2 separate regions of the Mus musculus genome follow, and region 1 is linked to region 2. The links are chromatin loops, found by intact Hi-C in ENCODE. Cell type or tissue: left cerebral cortex. All regions are shown on one strand.

Region 1 (8,000 bases), 88 kb before region 2:
ACTATAAGGTGCGGAAGAGCGTCTTTTTCCAGGATGCCCATTGGAAGATAAGGTTTTATGTTCGCAGTCACATCTTCATCTGCATTCCCCTAAAGCCTCCACCAGGGATGTGAGAGGGGAATCTGTTATCCAGTCCTGGGGTGCTTACCCGCAGCGCAGCCTCGGGATCCCCTGCCATCAGATGCACACAGCCCCTGTTAAAGTACATCCTAGCCAGCGGCTCTCGGACATCTGAGAAGAAGCACAGCGCAGAGTCCCAGTCTTCGCGTGCCACGGCCAGCACACCCCGGTGCCAGTCCCGTATCTGATCCCCTAGAGAGCTCATGGAGCGGGGACGCCTGCTTTGAGGCGAAGGAAGTTAGCGATTCTAGCTGGAGCGCGTGGGACAGGAGGAGGGTGCCCCACAGAAGCTGGGAGGCCGTAGGCCAGGGCCAAGGGGACCGGGACAGCAATGAGAAGCAGCTGGTAGCAAGACAACTGGAGTTGTGACAGTCGGTCCTTGAAACTGAGTAGATGGCCCAAGGCTTAGGCCCCTCTCTCACGCCCCGCCTAGAACTACTTAAACAAGTCCCTAGCACTGAGGAGAGGGTCTATGATCACATAGCCACACCCCTGCATTCGTCAGGCCTATCTGTCCACTCCCTGGCTTAGCTCAACGCCAATGAAACCACGGTTATCTCAATATGGACACGCCTTCTCCACCTCCTAGTTCTTGCCAGGAAGCAGGTGTGAGCACGCCCCTTACTCAAGCCAAGCCCACACCATCTTTTTTCTGGCAAGTTCAGAACTTCAGTGTGCCCTAGATGGGCCCCCGACGTCTATTATGCAAAACTGCAGAGTGTTTGGGGAAACCCCGGGGAAAGTGCTGCACGACCGGGCCAAGGTTCCGGGGTCAGTATGGACGGTGCATTGCAGAGCTGCTTGCTCAGAGGTCAGCGTGGTCAGGCAAGTGGGCGGCCTAAAGGAGAAACAATCTAAAGGCTGGTAGAGCTCGACCTCCAGACCCGCCTCTTCAGAAGTGACCGGGTGGGCTTGGAGACTCTGGAGCAACAAGATGGGCCGGACTGGATGCCATGTGGCTAGGCCTTAGAAGCCGGATTGGGGCCTCGGAGTCAGGTGTATCGGTCGGTGGTGGGGCAGCCCGCGAGGGCTTTCTCCACTAGTGGGCGCTGGCCTGGCTGCTACTCTCCCTTGCGAGTGTGGCCATTGGGACTGAGTCTTCTACACTGCTCTCCAGGTGGATCACAGCTATCCAGAAAAACTAGCGGTTGGACAGGGATTGTGTCTTGTATAGACAGGTGGGGCAGCCCAATGTAGACTCTGCAGGACACCCAGAAGTTGATGTCCACCTTCATAATCTTGCTCGAATAAGGCCCATCCACAGTATGGGAGTCATGTGCCTTCCCCAAACTGCTGATACCAACATTAATCTCTACTGAAGTTTTCTCCCTGACATTTGGGGCACCATGGCTTGGCAGGGTTGACACATGAAATAACACCACAACACCCAATCCAAGTAGCTAGGCTCAGCTGTATCGTGGGCTCATTACCCTTCCTTGCCTGGTTGTTGATCCCCTGTACTCAGAGTCACAGCTGATTCTCCTTCCTGTGTGACGCAGGACAGCTAACTTTTCATTCCTCCATACGTGTAACAATGGCAGCAATCAATTCTGTCCTACGAAGGCTTTTCTGAGAGCTGAATGAGATCTCATAGTGTCAGCAAACAGTTGGTGCTCAGCAGTGCTTGTCATCCTGAGTTCCCAGGGGCTGTGTCCCTTGGCATTTCTCTATGGGCTGAGTTTCCCTAAACTGCTGCCTGGAGTACGTGGATGTTGCTAACCTGACTTCTTTAAGTCCTAGTGCAGCCATTCTGCCCCAATACCCAGATCTTGTATTGTCTCCGTGCAGGCTGGTCACTTTCCCTTGTTTGGCTCCTCTCCCTCTTGCTACTCACTGCCCCTTCCTGGAAGCCCAGCCTAAACTCTATCCCTGCCTTCCCAGCCCCATCTGCCCATTTTCTTTTCCATAGGTCAGAATTCTTTCTAGAATGTTCCATAGCCCATATGGTGGTTTGAATGAAAATGACCCCCATATTCTCATACATTTGAATGCTTGGTTCCCACTTGGTGGAATTGTTTGGGAAGGGCCCGGAGGTATTTCCTCAGTGGAGGGAGTATGTCCCTGGGGATTGGACTTTGAGGTTTCAAAAAGCCCACACCATTCCCAATTAGCTCTCTTGCTCCCTGTTTCATGCTTGTAGATCAAAACACACACTCTTGGCTACAACTGTAGAGCCACATCTGCCTACCTGCCACCATGCTCCTGCCCTGGTGGACATGGACTCACTCTTAGAACTGTAAGCCCCAGATCAATTTTTTCTTCTCTAAGTTTCCTTAGTCAAGGTGTCTATACAGCTATAGAAAACTAACCAAGACAGCCCATTTTCTTATGTTGCATGGTGTAGAACATGGTCCCAAGTTCTACAAGGAATTCCTCCTGTTCTCTGATGAACCCCAAGTGTCAGCCACAGTGACTTTCCCCTGAGCATATATGATGTGCTCTCCATACATTGGTTTGCATGGATCACCATAATGGCCAGGTAGTTTATGTTTAAGTAGACAGGAACCCTGTTAAGTCTTGGTGTGCGGTCCAGAGGTACGCCAGTTGGACAGACACATGCTTTTGGCTCCATGTAGGTCCATAGCCCTTGTTTGACTGGCATCTGAGTGGCAGGACATCCTCTGGGAATGATTTCAAATTCACTGATGATTCTTAAAGGAAGGTGGATTATAGAAGTTAGATGCTATACAGGCTCTTATCTCCATGTTTGCTGAAGGGTCCAAGGGAACTTCTATACCAGCTTGAAAAGGTCATGTCTGAGGGCCAAGCCTCAATTTCCTTTTAAGAGAGGTCACTCAAGAAAGTGAATTGGACATGGGGTCATTTACCCTCTCCTCCTCTGGCCTTGCAGGATCTAGAGGGGAGGTGGGGTGAGCAATGGAAGGGTACCCGAGGATTCTCCTTTGTGTACATGAGCCAATGCTGTCCCGGGAGCACAGGTGTGGGCCAGACTTTCCACAGAGGGCCAGACAAGTGTGGGTGAAGCTGTCGGAAAGTAAGATCTGTGTACTGCAAATGGAAGCCCAAGATGATACCACCATCGTAGTGAAAGATAGTCTAGTGGTTCCTCAGATAAATAGAAATGTATCCACACAAAGCTGGCAGAGTAGCTGGGTATATTGTTGGCACTGGTTGATGCAGGATAGTGAGTCGACTGGCTTGCCTCAACTAGATAGCAAGGCACTGTCTTAAATAAATAAATAAATAAAAATGTAAAAGGAAGCAAACAAAACATACATACAAGTGTTCCAAGTGACACTATTTATAATAGCAAAAGGAGGTGGGGAGACCAAACCAGATGTCTGATTACTGATACATTCATGCTCCATCCAGGCAATTATTTTTCATTCGGTTATAAAAAGGCATGAGGCTCTGATATAGCTTGGGTATACTTTGAGGAGACATGCCACTTGTAAAAACACAGATATTCTATGATCCTGTTTGTGGAAAATATCCAGAACAAGCAAATTCATAGAGGAGAGGAGGAAGTGTGGGGTGATCTCTGGCAGATAATGAGATGTCCTTTAGTTGAACTGTGCAGAAGGCAAGCTTTATTGTATATGAGTTACGCTGATAAACTGTGGGACATTTCTGAGATGTGTGCAGACTCAGGGTGAGGAGTTGTGAGTAAGTAGTGGTGTTTACAGAGGAGGCCTGAGCCAGCCTGGCTGCAGAGGCCCAGTTATGCCAGCCAGCCTTCTCAATCCCTCCTTTGTCCTGGCTGCCTTGGTGTCTCTGGCATCTGAGGGCTGCTGTGTTCTGTTCCTAGTAGGCTCCAGGTACCAGCTCTGCCCCACTGTGCATCTCTTCCCTCCCCTTGTCTCCCAGGCTATATGGCAAGTCCAGAGTCACGTGTAACCCTCAGCTAGGGCCTGAAGGACCTGGAGACCTACCTTGGAACCTACACGGGACCAGATCCAAGTCGGAACCAGCAAGTCAGAATACAGAGGGAACTGGGAACCCACTCAAAGCCAGTGCTCTAGACTGAGCCAGGAGTCTCCCATCCCTCACCCCACGGTCATTCCCCATGCCAGACCCAGAAAGAGGACAGGAGGGACACACCTTGACCTACCAGTGTTCCCTGGAGCCTGATGCTTCTTCCAGACAGAGCCAGCCCAAGGTGGGCTGGAAGCGAGAAAGAGAAGCAGCAGAGAGACTGGGATGGGCACTGTTCTCAGTGGACCCAGTGAGGCCAGATTCTGCTCCAGTTAGGACAAACAGATGAACTGGGCCCTGGGTGGTTCCCATGCTCTGTTGTATGCTATCACAGTGGCGGCTGAGGGCAGGGCCTGCCTGGTGCAGAGAGTTCCTGGGTGTGCAAGCAGGAAGGTGCTCGGGGGTGGGGTGGGGTGGAGGCACAGTAACTTTCAGCCAGCTGATCTAAGAACAGTGCTGTCCTGCTGATGGAGAGTGACTGGGAAGAGACTGGACTTGGCCAGCAGAGGGGCCCAGAGACCAGTTTCTAGTGGCTATCTGTGGCCTTAGCATAGAAAGCCTGTGTGCTACTTCTTTGGGGCTGTACGACTAGCAGTGAGTTTTCTACGGTAACTTTTGAATCCTCCAGCCCTTGAGAGACCAGAGGCTACATCCCACTTCCCATATGTCCAACATGATCACTGAGGGCATCCCGAGGGAAGTTCAGGATGGCCTTGGCCATCTCTGGAAATCTAACCATACCTGATTAGGTTCCCCTTTACCTAGCCCTGCTACTACCCGATTGCAAGAAAAGTCTGTAGCTCTCTGCTGGGTTTTTTAAAATCTTGTGTGTGCATACGAGTTTTCAATGTGCACATTCATGTGTAAGTATAGAGGCCCCATGTGGAGGTCAGAGGACACCTGTTAACCATCTTCTGTCACCTGGCTTGCTACCGCATACGCCAGGCTATCTGGCCCACAAGCTTTTGGGGACTCCTATCTCTGTCTTCTTTCCATTCATAGGTACAGACTGGCTGTACAGGGACACACACCAGGGTATCTGACTTACAGGAACACACACTAGTGTGTCTGGCTGTACAAGGACATATCAGCGTCCCTGAGCACATTAGCTAGGGAAGTCACTGAACTCCCTCTGCTGTGTCTGTGGAATGGTCTTCCTTGTGCAGAGGTGAGGGGATGGGAGCTGAGGAGAGTGTATCAGTGCAGGGAAGCAGCAGGAAGTGTCTGTGGGCGTGAGCTGTCACCCTGGTTACCTCCTTGCTGCCTGGATTAGTTCATTTGTTTCTTCACTTGTTTGTTCATTAATATTCATCAAACTTGAATATTCATCAAACATCTTAGGCAGTGGCTTTGATGCCAGAATGGAGCATGCAGCTTGGGAATGGTCAATGGAGACTGCTGGGAAGCTGAGTAAGAAGAATATCAGCGTATCTTCCTCTAGGTCATCTTCACAGCCCACTTGGTGCTCTGTTCCTGATGACTTGGTCCCAGGCTTTTCATTTTATTTTTTGCAAGAGGTTTTTTTTTTTTCAGGAAACGTGATGGAGGCTAATCTCAAATTCCTCCTACCTTGGCCTTTTGAGAACTGGAACCATAGGTGTGTGTGCTCTAATGCCAAACTTGCTTGATACTTCTGCCTAGCATCCACATATGGGCATGGAGATTTGTCTGTGAGCAACAGATCCCATTGAGGGAACCCAGGACTCTGATAGGTGGAAGACAAGTTACAGAGCCCCACGGCTGCTGGCATAGGAAAAAGCCACCTTGCTGGGTTAAATTTATCATTTGCTGCCAGGAGTTGTAGCTGCTTCATAGCGGGTCAAAGAAAACTCCTTTTGGGAATGGTCTAGGGACAACCAATAGCAAGGAGTCAAGCACATACTATTTTATGTAGAGGGAGCTGTGTCCATAATAACCTTCTTCTTGTTGAGGCTTCTATTCCTTCCATCACAAGACATAAACAGTATACTGTCAGGAGTCTGGAAACCATGTTTGCTGGGCAATGGACGGTTTCCCTGGCCACTCCTCACTGGATATGGGGAAGACCTGGCTCATAGGTTTCTCCAGCAGCTCTGGATGCTCAGAGATCTTGGTCAGCTTTGCTTGTGAGCACATTCACACTGTGTCTGGAGGTCTTACAAGTTGCAGAGGGGGTTGATATGAATTCAAGACCTGGCCAACTGGTTGTTAGTAGCAGGATCTTGGAGAGGTGTACTCAATGACCATTACCAGAGAGAAAGCTGGGGGGAATGTGCCTTCCACCGGGGGGTGCTGAACATCTAGAGGTCAGCTCTGCTGAACTATAGTGCAGGTAGAGTGGTCAGGGCTAATCGTGACAAGAGATTCATGCTTCCATGTGACAGTGGGCCTGGCCATGACCCCACAATGGAGTCCTTGGTGCTGCCTGTAGATGGAATGACTTCTAACCTGGGGCTTCTAGCCAAAGCAAGGGAAAGCTTGGCATAAGCAGGTAAGATGCTCGAGAGTGTTTCTCATTTGCTGTACTTTCGAACCAAGAGATAACAAAGACCAGGACCTGACAGCCAGGGGATGCTTGATGCCAGTGAAGGAAGTAAGGAGTGAATTTGGGTGCCAGCTGGGGATAGCAGACTAAGGCTGTGGCTGTCCAGGCTGGAATAGGGCAGAGGTGTGCAGCTGTATTACTGTGTTAGGAGAGATGTGGTGCTATCAGAGTACCAAAGGCGAGAGGTGTGCAGACTGATCTTAAGGACACAGCGTCCATCTTTCTGCACTCTCCCTTAGATCTTATGTCTGTTTATCTATGCCCAGATTCACGACTCCGGCCATCTCCAACTTTATGTTAAGCTAGTGCTGAACTTTAACACATTTTTTTAAAAATTGTGGGAGTTTGTGGTGTGTGTGTGTATGTGTAGGGGTGGATGTGTGTATGTTTGTGTATGTGTGCACATGGGTGCATAGAGGTGTATGTGTACATGTTTGTGTGTGCATTTGAAGGCCAATAATCAACTTTAGGTGTCTTTCCTTGAGTGTTCTCTCTCTCTCTCTCTTATTGTGGGGGGGAGAGGGAGAGGGAGAAAGGTGGAGAGGGAGAGAGGAAAAGGGAGGGAGAGAGGAAAAGGGAGGGAGAGGGGGAGTGGGAGAGAGGGGGAAAGGGAGAGGGTACAGGGAGAGGGAGGGAGAGGAGCGGGAGAACAACTTGTATTGATGCATCCTGGAGTCTGGCTCTTAGCTGCTTCTGTGCCACAGGTTTTCTCCATCTGTTCTGGTCACGGGGATGACTATCCAGTCCAGGCTGGCCCTCCCACATCTCAACTGGACATGAGATTTTAGGTCACTGATTTCTGGATAAGAAGTAGTGCCATGCCCAGTCAGTTCTCTCTGCCCACCATATGGGTCTTGGGGACCAAGCTCATAAGGTCAGATTTGTCAGTGAGAGTCCTTACTTGTAAGCTGGGCCATCTCCCTGGCCCTCCAGATTATTGTTTAAGACAGGGTCTCTCACTGAGCCTGGAGCCACTGATTGGCTAGACAGTTGGCTAGCTGGTTCTGGTTCTGCCTGTCTTGGCCCCTTTAGCCCAGGGGCACAGATGCATGAAGTCACACGGAGCTTTTGCATGAATTCTGGGAACCTAACCTCCGGTTCTCCTTGTACAGCACTAAGCTACCTCCCTGGGCCCTGAAATATTTTTTTTGAGAATTCCCATTTAGTTTCTATATAATTTTATATAATTTCCATTACTCCCATTTTGTGCACTGAGACCATGTTTGCCTTTGACTTCTGGACCATGTTTTTTTTCTGTTCCTCTTTAAACACATGTACAGCTGTACTCTGGCCTTTGCTACTTCATGTCAAAGCTTTATTCTGTGATCTATCTTGCCTCTTATGCCCCTGGTTACATGACATATTTTCCTACTTCTTTTTAGATCTCCTGATTTAGTTTGAGCTGATCCATTTTGTTTGG
Region 2 (8,000 bases):
GACACAGGTGGGTGGAGCCCTTTGTGCCGCCTGGCCATATTCTTCGGTCTTCTGCGCTTTTATGAACCAGTGTGGGAGGAATAGTGATAATGTCATGAGAATGGCAGACACTGAGACAAGCACAGATTACTTCAAAAGGAGTTCTGTATGGTTTTTCTACACGCAAATGCCTTTTTAATTATGTTAATTAATGTTAAAACGTACTGGGCCTATGTTGAAGCTTCAGATGGGTCCTGGTTGGTCTCTTCTATCTGTATGAAGTCTGTGGCACACTCCTAAGCGTACGATATAGACTTGTAGCCCATCGTGAAAAATTTATAAATAAATTTTTCATTGGTCTTTTTATATTAAAAAAAAATACTGGTTTTAATTTTGGCACAAGTCCTGGGTCCCCCTCTAAGGGCCATGGCGTCCTACCTTCAGCTAATGAATGATGGCTGCTTGGGTTGTGAATCTATTGACAAGACCAAGCTGGGTAAAATGTGAACTCAGTCTAGCTCAGCTGTCAAGTCCAAGTCAACCACAGGAACCCAGATGCCACCTTAGTAGTTCGTGTCTCAGCTACTTCCTGGCAGAGTGGCTGAGACCTCCCCAGAGAGATCTGCTTATAGCTCATCATGCTTCCTACCCAGCCTGAAAGTTGAAACCCTGGAGGAACTTCTGCACAGATGAGGGTCTCTTTAGATTTGGGGGAACATTCCTGTTGCTCCTGGACAAGCAAAACACCTCTAGAGATTTGGGCTTCTAGGGCCAAATTCACCAAAAAGCAGATCTGAATTAGATCCAGGGTTCTCATGCCTGTGATTTGAGAAAATGCACTGGAGGACCATCGACAGCCCATTCCTGGGTCCTGCATGGGATTCAGGGGAGGAGGTGCCTGATGGGACCAGAATAGCAGCAACCAGCAGAGGAGATCCAATGGAGCCATGGTATAAGTGGCTGTTCTCCTGATACAAACTCCAAGCAGCCATCAGTCCCACACACACACACCCTTCGGGCTCCTACTTTAACATTTTCTCCTCAGCAACAGTAAGGTTATTAAACTTCTGAGCAGACTATGATGTGATACTCTGCAGAGAGATGGGACCTTCCTCAGGAAGTCGCACCCCAGGAATTGTGTCTACCAGGAATTGTAGCCCACAGCTAGAAGGATGTGGCCAGTTGAGTGTTTTTAGTCCCCACCCTCTCCCTAGACTGTCCAGTACTAACCTGGAGTGTGAGGAGGGGAACGCTCATCAAGCCTTTACAGCACCTTTAAAATTCCCCCACCTAAGAGAGGCTCGAGGGCTTCCAGGTATACATTTGCTAACTACAATCCTGCAACTCCCCAAAGTTCTCTTTGGAGGGAGCCAACAGACACACAGTGCCATGAATGAAATGAAGCTAAGAAGAGATGGCAAACCTGTGTGGTGGCATAGACCTTTAATCCAAGCACTGAGGAAGCAGAGGCAGGCAGATCTCTGAGTTCGAGGCCAGCCTGGTCTACACAGTGAGTTCCAGGACAGCCAGAGCTACACAGAGAAACCCTGTCTCAGACAAACAAAAACACAAAAAAAGATGGCTGAGGAAGGAGCTGTAGAGGAACCCATGCTGTCTGGGCTGTTGTGAACGCACAAGCCTCTTCACAATGCAGTACTCTAGGAGGCAGGTACGTAGACACATGCTGAACGCTTACATCACCATAGTCCTTCCCTTTGGTGGGCTCAGAACTATGGCGCGAATGCCAGTTAGTCAGTCCCACCGAGTGCACAGAGCCAGCCATCTTGCCTTAAAGGGTACTGTGGGCAGCGTGTTCAGGACCCAAGTTTTCCAGGAAGAGTGCTCTACTTCTATGGCATGGCTCCCATGACAGAGCACACTTGTGCAGTGGGAACAGACAGAAGTCTCTGCTCCCTAGATGTGACCAGGTCAAGGTTGCTATATCTCTGGTGCCCATTTCCCTAGAATGCAGTGGCCAGTGGTCCTTACAGCTCAACAAAGTACCTGCTGCAGTGGAGCAGGAGTGGTATGGACTTGATGAGTCTCTGGTAAATTTCCATCCTCTTCCCAAACTGGTCCAGGTTAGGGCCGGTGAAAAGAAGTTATAGATGATCCAGGTCCCCTCTCTGTCCTGGCCTTCCAGAGCTGCAGATGTGCCTGTTGCACAAGCCAAGAGGCACTGAGAGGACCTGGACAAGGACTGGGCACCAGAAGCAGCACTGGGAAGCCCTGAAGACAGAAGGGACACAGAGAACGCAAGGGTCAAGGCCTGCCCCCTGTTCTCAGTGCTTGGCTCCTATCCATCTCTGATCAAACCCATTACACAGAAAACATTTACTGCCAGAAATGCAGAAATATTGTCCAATCGTAAGAGTGGACTGGGAAGAGCCAACGGGGGAGAGCCAGGACACAGAGCAGGACAGAAAGGGAAAAGAGAAGTGACTATGGGGCAGTCTGTCTCCAAAGCTCATCACAAGAATGGTCAGGGGCGTGCACTACAGATGAAGGAATAGCAACCCTTTGACCTGGGAAAGCCAGCTGTGTCTTGGTACTCCCACGAGGCCTGAAGGAAAGAGGCGACATCCATGGGCCTTGAAGGACGGGAAAGGAGGCCTTGTGCTTAGGACTGCTAAGCAACAAAGTCCAAGCCCTCCGTATAAGGGCTCAGACCATAGGAGGGGCCGTCGAAGGTCTGGGAACCTCAGCAACTGCTCCTTCTGAGGCCTTGGCAAGACCTTCCTGGGGCTCTAGGGTCTCTGGAGGCCGCCCTCCCCCACCGCTCAGCCCCGCCCCCGTGCGGCGCATTCTTCTGGTTGGATGTCCTTCCGACAGTACCCTGCGCGTCCGTCTGTCGGTCTTTCTTCTTTCGCCCGCACCAAAGCCGCGGCCCATTCATTCCGGAGGCCTCTGCCCTCTCCTGAGCCGGTCCTCGCTCGGCGAGCAGCTGCTATGCTAATGAGGACGGCGGCGGGTGGGGCGGGCAAGCACTCACAAAGGCAGAATCTTTACATTCAAAGCCAGCGGGGCAGTTCCTGCGAGCCCGCCAGGCGAGGCGGCCGGGAGCGGCGCCCTCCGGCGCACCGGCTGCCCGAGCACCCACTGCCCGGCTCGGTATGAGGGCAGAGACCAGCTGTCGTCTGCTCGAGGTCACGGCCTGGGACCCGTAGCTACTTAGGACCTGCCTGTGCCCTCCCCCCTCCCCCCAGACGCTTCTCTTAGTGGCTCGGGTACTCTCGGTACTCGTGTGCAGGGCTGCGAGTGACACTGCCGCCATCCCCAAGACAAGGAGGTTGGATGAGACCCAAGCAGAGTCTGGTCCTGACCAAACAGGAGCAGAGATCTCCGGTCACCTCCCCGCGAGCAGGCAGGGTTCCCCTTCGGCAAGGAGGGACAGGGACAGGGCGTGGGGACGGGGCAAAACTGGCTCTCTGGGTACCGGACGAGCCTTGCCCAGCCTGGACCTGATGACCTCGGTTCTTCCTGTGGAGCTTAAAGCAAGTTAGGGGGAAAGGAGTGGAAGCTGGGGAGGGGGCGGCTGCGGCTGGCCTGCGAGCTTATGCTGCCTCCCTGTGGTCCTCGCCTGCACTGTGGTCCCCGCCAAGAACACTAGGTGTATGGCCGAGGTGGACACCTGGTTACCCAGGACTCCAACCTCCCTATATACATCGAAGGTTGGGTGAAGTGCTTAGATCATGAAGGGGCAAGAGCTGACATGCACAGGTCAGAAAGGCATGACCATCTGGGTCTGCCCCAGGGGTGGTAACCCGACAAGGTGGGTATGGAACAGAAGGAGACTTCTCCGAACCAGATAGGCCAACTCTGACTACACAGCCTAGGCTAAAGCAATGGAATATGGTGTTAGTGTATGACGAGCAGGATGGATGGAGAAAAAGAGGAAGGGAAAGACCAGGGAGGAATGCACAGAGGGCCTTGGCAGTGTTGCTGAAATTGAAAGATTGATCATTTGTGGGATGGACAGGAAAGCAACAGATCAGAAGGAAAAGCATTAGGTGGGAAGACTACCCAACTGGGACCCCTGGACCACTCCTGCGGTCCCTATGTCTTCACCAAATGGAAAAAGGATATCCCAAGGCCCAAGACTTTAAAGATGGTTAGCAGAACTCCTACAGTTGTAGCCCTGCACCCAAGGGCCACACTTCTAATGGCTGCCGGATATAGGACACATTCCAAATGATCGTTAGGATAGATTCGAGGGTGCCTCTGAGTGTAGAGCCTGGAGCCTCTGGTGGGAGTCATGTGGGCAAGGCCCTGTGGGCCAGTGGTGGCTGGCACTAGTAAGCTGCCTCTCCTTCTGCAACCTTATGAATGATAAGCATATGAAACCATAGCCAATTCAATGAATTCCCTCCCTCCCTCCTTCCTTTCTTCCTGTCGCCCTCCTCCCTGTTCTGTAGCCCCAGCGGACCTGGAGCTTGAGTCTAGGCCTCAAATGTAGAGCTCCTTCAGCTTCTACCTCCCAGTCTCCTGCTGGGATTAAAGGGGTGCACCACCACTGCCTGGCAATTAAGTGGTTTCTTTTGGGCTGGTGAGATGGCTCATCAGGTAAGAGCACTGACTGCTCTTCCGAAGGTTCAAATCCCAGCAACTACATGGTGGCTCACAACCATCCTTAATGAGATCTGATGCCCTCTTCTGGAGTGTCTGAAGACAGCTACAATGTACTTATTGGGCTGGAGCAAGCAGGGATGGAAGGAGAGGGTGGGGCTGACCAGAGTGAGCAGAGGTCCTAAATTCAATTCCCAGCAACCACATGAAGGTTCACAACTATCTGTACAGCTACAGTGTACTCATATACATAAAACATCTTTAAAAAAAATGGTTTCTTTTCATTTGCTTTGGCATAGCAATATAAAAGTAGTTAAGATATACATCTATCAAAACCTACCTTTGAAGGCTGCTGAGATGGCCCAGATGGCACTTGGCTACCCAAGCCTGCCGACCAGAGTAAAAGGAGAGGAGACCAGCAGCTCCACAGGTGTCCTGTGACCTCCACACACTGGCTGTGGCACACACTCACGCATGCGCATCATGTACACAGCTAGGCTTGGTAGCTGTCGCATGCCTACAGTCTCAGCACTCAGAACCTGTGAGTCGGAGGCCAGCCAGAGCTACATAGTGAGACCCAGTCTGGAGAAAATAAATTAAAATTAAAAATAACTTTTTGAACCAGGTGTGGTGAAACGCCTTTAGTCCCAGAACTTGGGAGGCAGAGGCAAGAAGTTCTGATTCAAGGCCAGCCTGATCTAGAGTGAGTTCCAGGACAGCCAAGGCTATACAGAGAGACCCTGCCTCAAACCTGCACACCCCCCAAAAAATAATTTAATATTAAGATTGGTGGTTGTAGCATACACCTTTAATCCAAGAACTAGGGAGGCAGAGGCAGGTTAATCTCTGAGTTTGAGGCCAGCCTGGCTACACAGAGAAACCCTGTCTTGAAAATTCAATAACAACAACAACAATAAACAACTAAAAACTTTTTTAAAAAACTAATAAAAACTAAGAGCTTTGGGGACTAGGCATGTGTGGAGCATTTGTTTTTGTTTTTTTTTTTTTTCTAGACAGGGTTTCTCTGTGTAGCCCTGGCTATCCTGAAACTTAGTCTATAGACCAGTCTGACCTCAAACTCAGAGATCCTCCTGCCTCTGCCTCCTGAGTGCTGGGATCAAAGACATGTGCTACCACCACCAAACTTATTTTATTTCTTAAAGTCCCTAGAACAGGTTTCTGTCTGGGTGGTTGATGGGTTCACTATGGGAAAAGACAATAGTATGTCTTTTGCTTATTTTATTTATTTATTTATTTATTTATTTATTTATTTATTTATTGTGAGTTTTACTATATATCTTTGGCTGTCCTAGAACTTACTATATAGACTGCAAGCTGCCTCAAACTCACAGAGATTCCCGTGCCTCTGCCTCCTGAGTGCTGGAATTAAAGCTGCGGGCCACTATACCCACCTTGAAACAGCATTTTTGAAAGTTAAAAAAAGAATGAAAAAATGTTACAGAGCTGGAGGGATGACTCAGTGGCTAAGAGCTCTTGCAAAGGGCCTTGGTTCAATTCCCAGCACCCATGTCTGCCACCCACAGTCTAGCTCCAAGGGATCCTCTTCTGGCCCCTGGGGACACCAACACTAACATAAGCATAATTAAAATAAAATTTTTTTAAATGGGGGTTGGAGAGATGGCTCAGCAGTTAAGTGCACTGACTGCTTTTCCAGAGGTCTTGAGTTCAATTCCCAACAATCACATGGTGGCTCACAACCATCGGTAATAGGATCTGGTGCCCTGTGTGTCTGAAGACAACAAGTGTACTCATATACATAAAATAAATATATAATTCTTTAAAAATAAAATCTGGGGCTGGAGAGATGGCTCAGTGGGTAAGATACCCAACTGCTCTTCCGAAGGTCCTGAGTTCAAATCCCAGCAACCACATGGTGGCTCACAACCATCCTTAATGAGATCTGACGCCCTCTTCTGGACTGTTGGAAGACAGCTACAGTGTACTTACATATAATAAAAATAAAATAAATTTTAAAAAATTAAAAAAATAAAATAAAATCTGGGTTGGAGAGATGGTTCAGTGGTTAGGAACACTGGCTTCTCTCATCAAGGACCTGAGTGCAATTCCTAGCACCTACATGGAGACTCCCAACCGAATGTAACTATAGTCCCTAAGAATCAGAATTCTTCTTCTGGCACCCCATGCACCAAGCATGCCTGTAGCGCACGGCCATATAACCAGGCAAGACACCCACACACATAAAATAAATAAAGCTTTATAATAATAATAATAATAACAAACCTTTAAAATTATTTCACAAAAATAGTAATTTTTGCGAGAAAGAAACAGTCTTCTTTTGATGCTCTTCATCAAAATCTTGCCGCCTCCACCTTTGTCCCTTCTGTCTAGCTATATAGCTATTCTGTGGCCATGAGCACATTATATCAGAAGCATGGATGGCCACATTTGTGCTCTTCTACACTGTTAAGACTTTATTACATAAACTCATGAACTAGGTTAGCTGTGGTGGCTGAAATTCTCCAAGTTGTCCTGATTTCCCTTGATAGCTGACTACTAACAAAACACATTTTCTGTTCCAATGCCAATACCATATTGTACAGGCTGGTGTTGTGTGTCAACTTGACACAGCTGGAGTTATCACAGAGAAAGGAGCCTCCCTTGGGGAAATGCCTCAGTGAGATCCAGCTGTAAGGCATTTTCTCAATTAGTGATCAAAGGTTGGGAGTGCCCATTTTGGGTGGTGCCATCCCTGGGCTGGTAGTCCTGTTTTGTTTTGTTTTTTTGGTGTTTTTTTTTTCCTTTTTTCTTTTTGTTTTGTTTTGTTTCAGGACAGGGTTTCTCCGTATAGTCCTGGCTGGCCTGGAACTCACTTTGTAGACCAGGCAGGCCTCGAACTCAGAAATCCTCCTATCTCTGCCTCCCAAGTGCTGGGATTAAAGGCGTGCGCCACCACCACCCTGCTATCCTGGGTTCCTTAAGAAAGCAAGCTGAACAAGCCAGGGGAAGCAAGCCTGTAAGTAACATCCCTCCATGGCCTCTGCATCAGCTCCTGCTTCCTGACCTGCTTGAGTTCCAGTCCTGACTTCCTTTGGTGATGAACAGCAATGTGGAAGTGTAAGGTGAATAAACCCTTTCTTCCCCAACTTACTTCTTGGTCATAATGTTTGTGCAGGAAAAGAAACCCCGACTAAGACACATATTAATCCCAGACCAGACATTATACATCACATGGTAATTATATCTACGTACAAATAGAGGTTATAGAAAGGCTACAATGGGGATAAAAGAGGCTACAAAGAGAATCTCCAAGTTGGAGAGCAGGTGGTAGATAAAGTTCTTAGAGAGCTGCCAGGGACACCACCACAAAACCAAGCTCTCTGTGGTTTGGAGTCAAGTCCCATGATGGATCAGACCTGCCGAGGCAAGGGACAGGTTTGAGGTGAATGGGTGGCAGCCAGATCCCTGCCTGCTGC

The links. Hi-C counts contacts between places; a loop is a spot of excess contacts. Peaks named below come from ENCODE experiments on the same cell type or tissue, not always from the same donor. Only the 100,000 strongest peaks of a DNase experiment are listed, where the experiment ranks them.
Region 1: it touches region 2 in a loop (7-fold over the local background); 9 of 42 quality-filtered maps call a loop at or near these places.

The regions. Positions count from the first base shown.
Region 1 is chr2:25,094,600-25,102,599 of GRCm38, forward strand. It overlaps Noxa1 (NADPH oxidase activator 1), which reads right to left and starts at 606. Exons shown (of 12, transcript NM_172204.4): 1 at 149-606. The coding sequence starts at 325. In left cerebral cortex, a CTCF peak has its summit at 4,568 (motif pointing right); DNase peaks (open chromatin) are centred at 3,885, 4,579 and 5,291; H3K27ac peaks cover 737 bases.
Region 2 is chr2:25,182,982-25,190,981 of GRCm38, forward strand. It overlaps Nrarp (Notch-regulated ankyrin repeat protein), which reads left to right. Exons shown (of 1, transcript NM_025980.2): 1 at 1-358. Gm52547 (a long non-coding RNA gene) reads right to left here and starts at 4,085. Exons shown (of 2, transcript XR_003953999.1): 1 at 2,815-4,085; 2 at 1,393-2,208. In left cerebral cortex, CTCF peaks have their summits at 3,551 (motif pointing left) and 4,648 (motif pointing left); DNase peaks (open chromatin) are centred at 549 and 2,857; H3K4me3 peaks cover 1,347 bases; H3K27ac peaks cover 1,393 bases.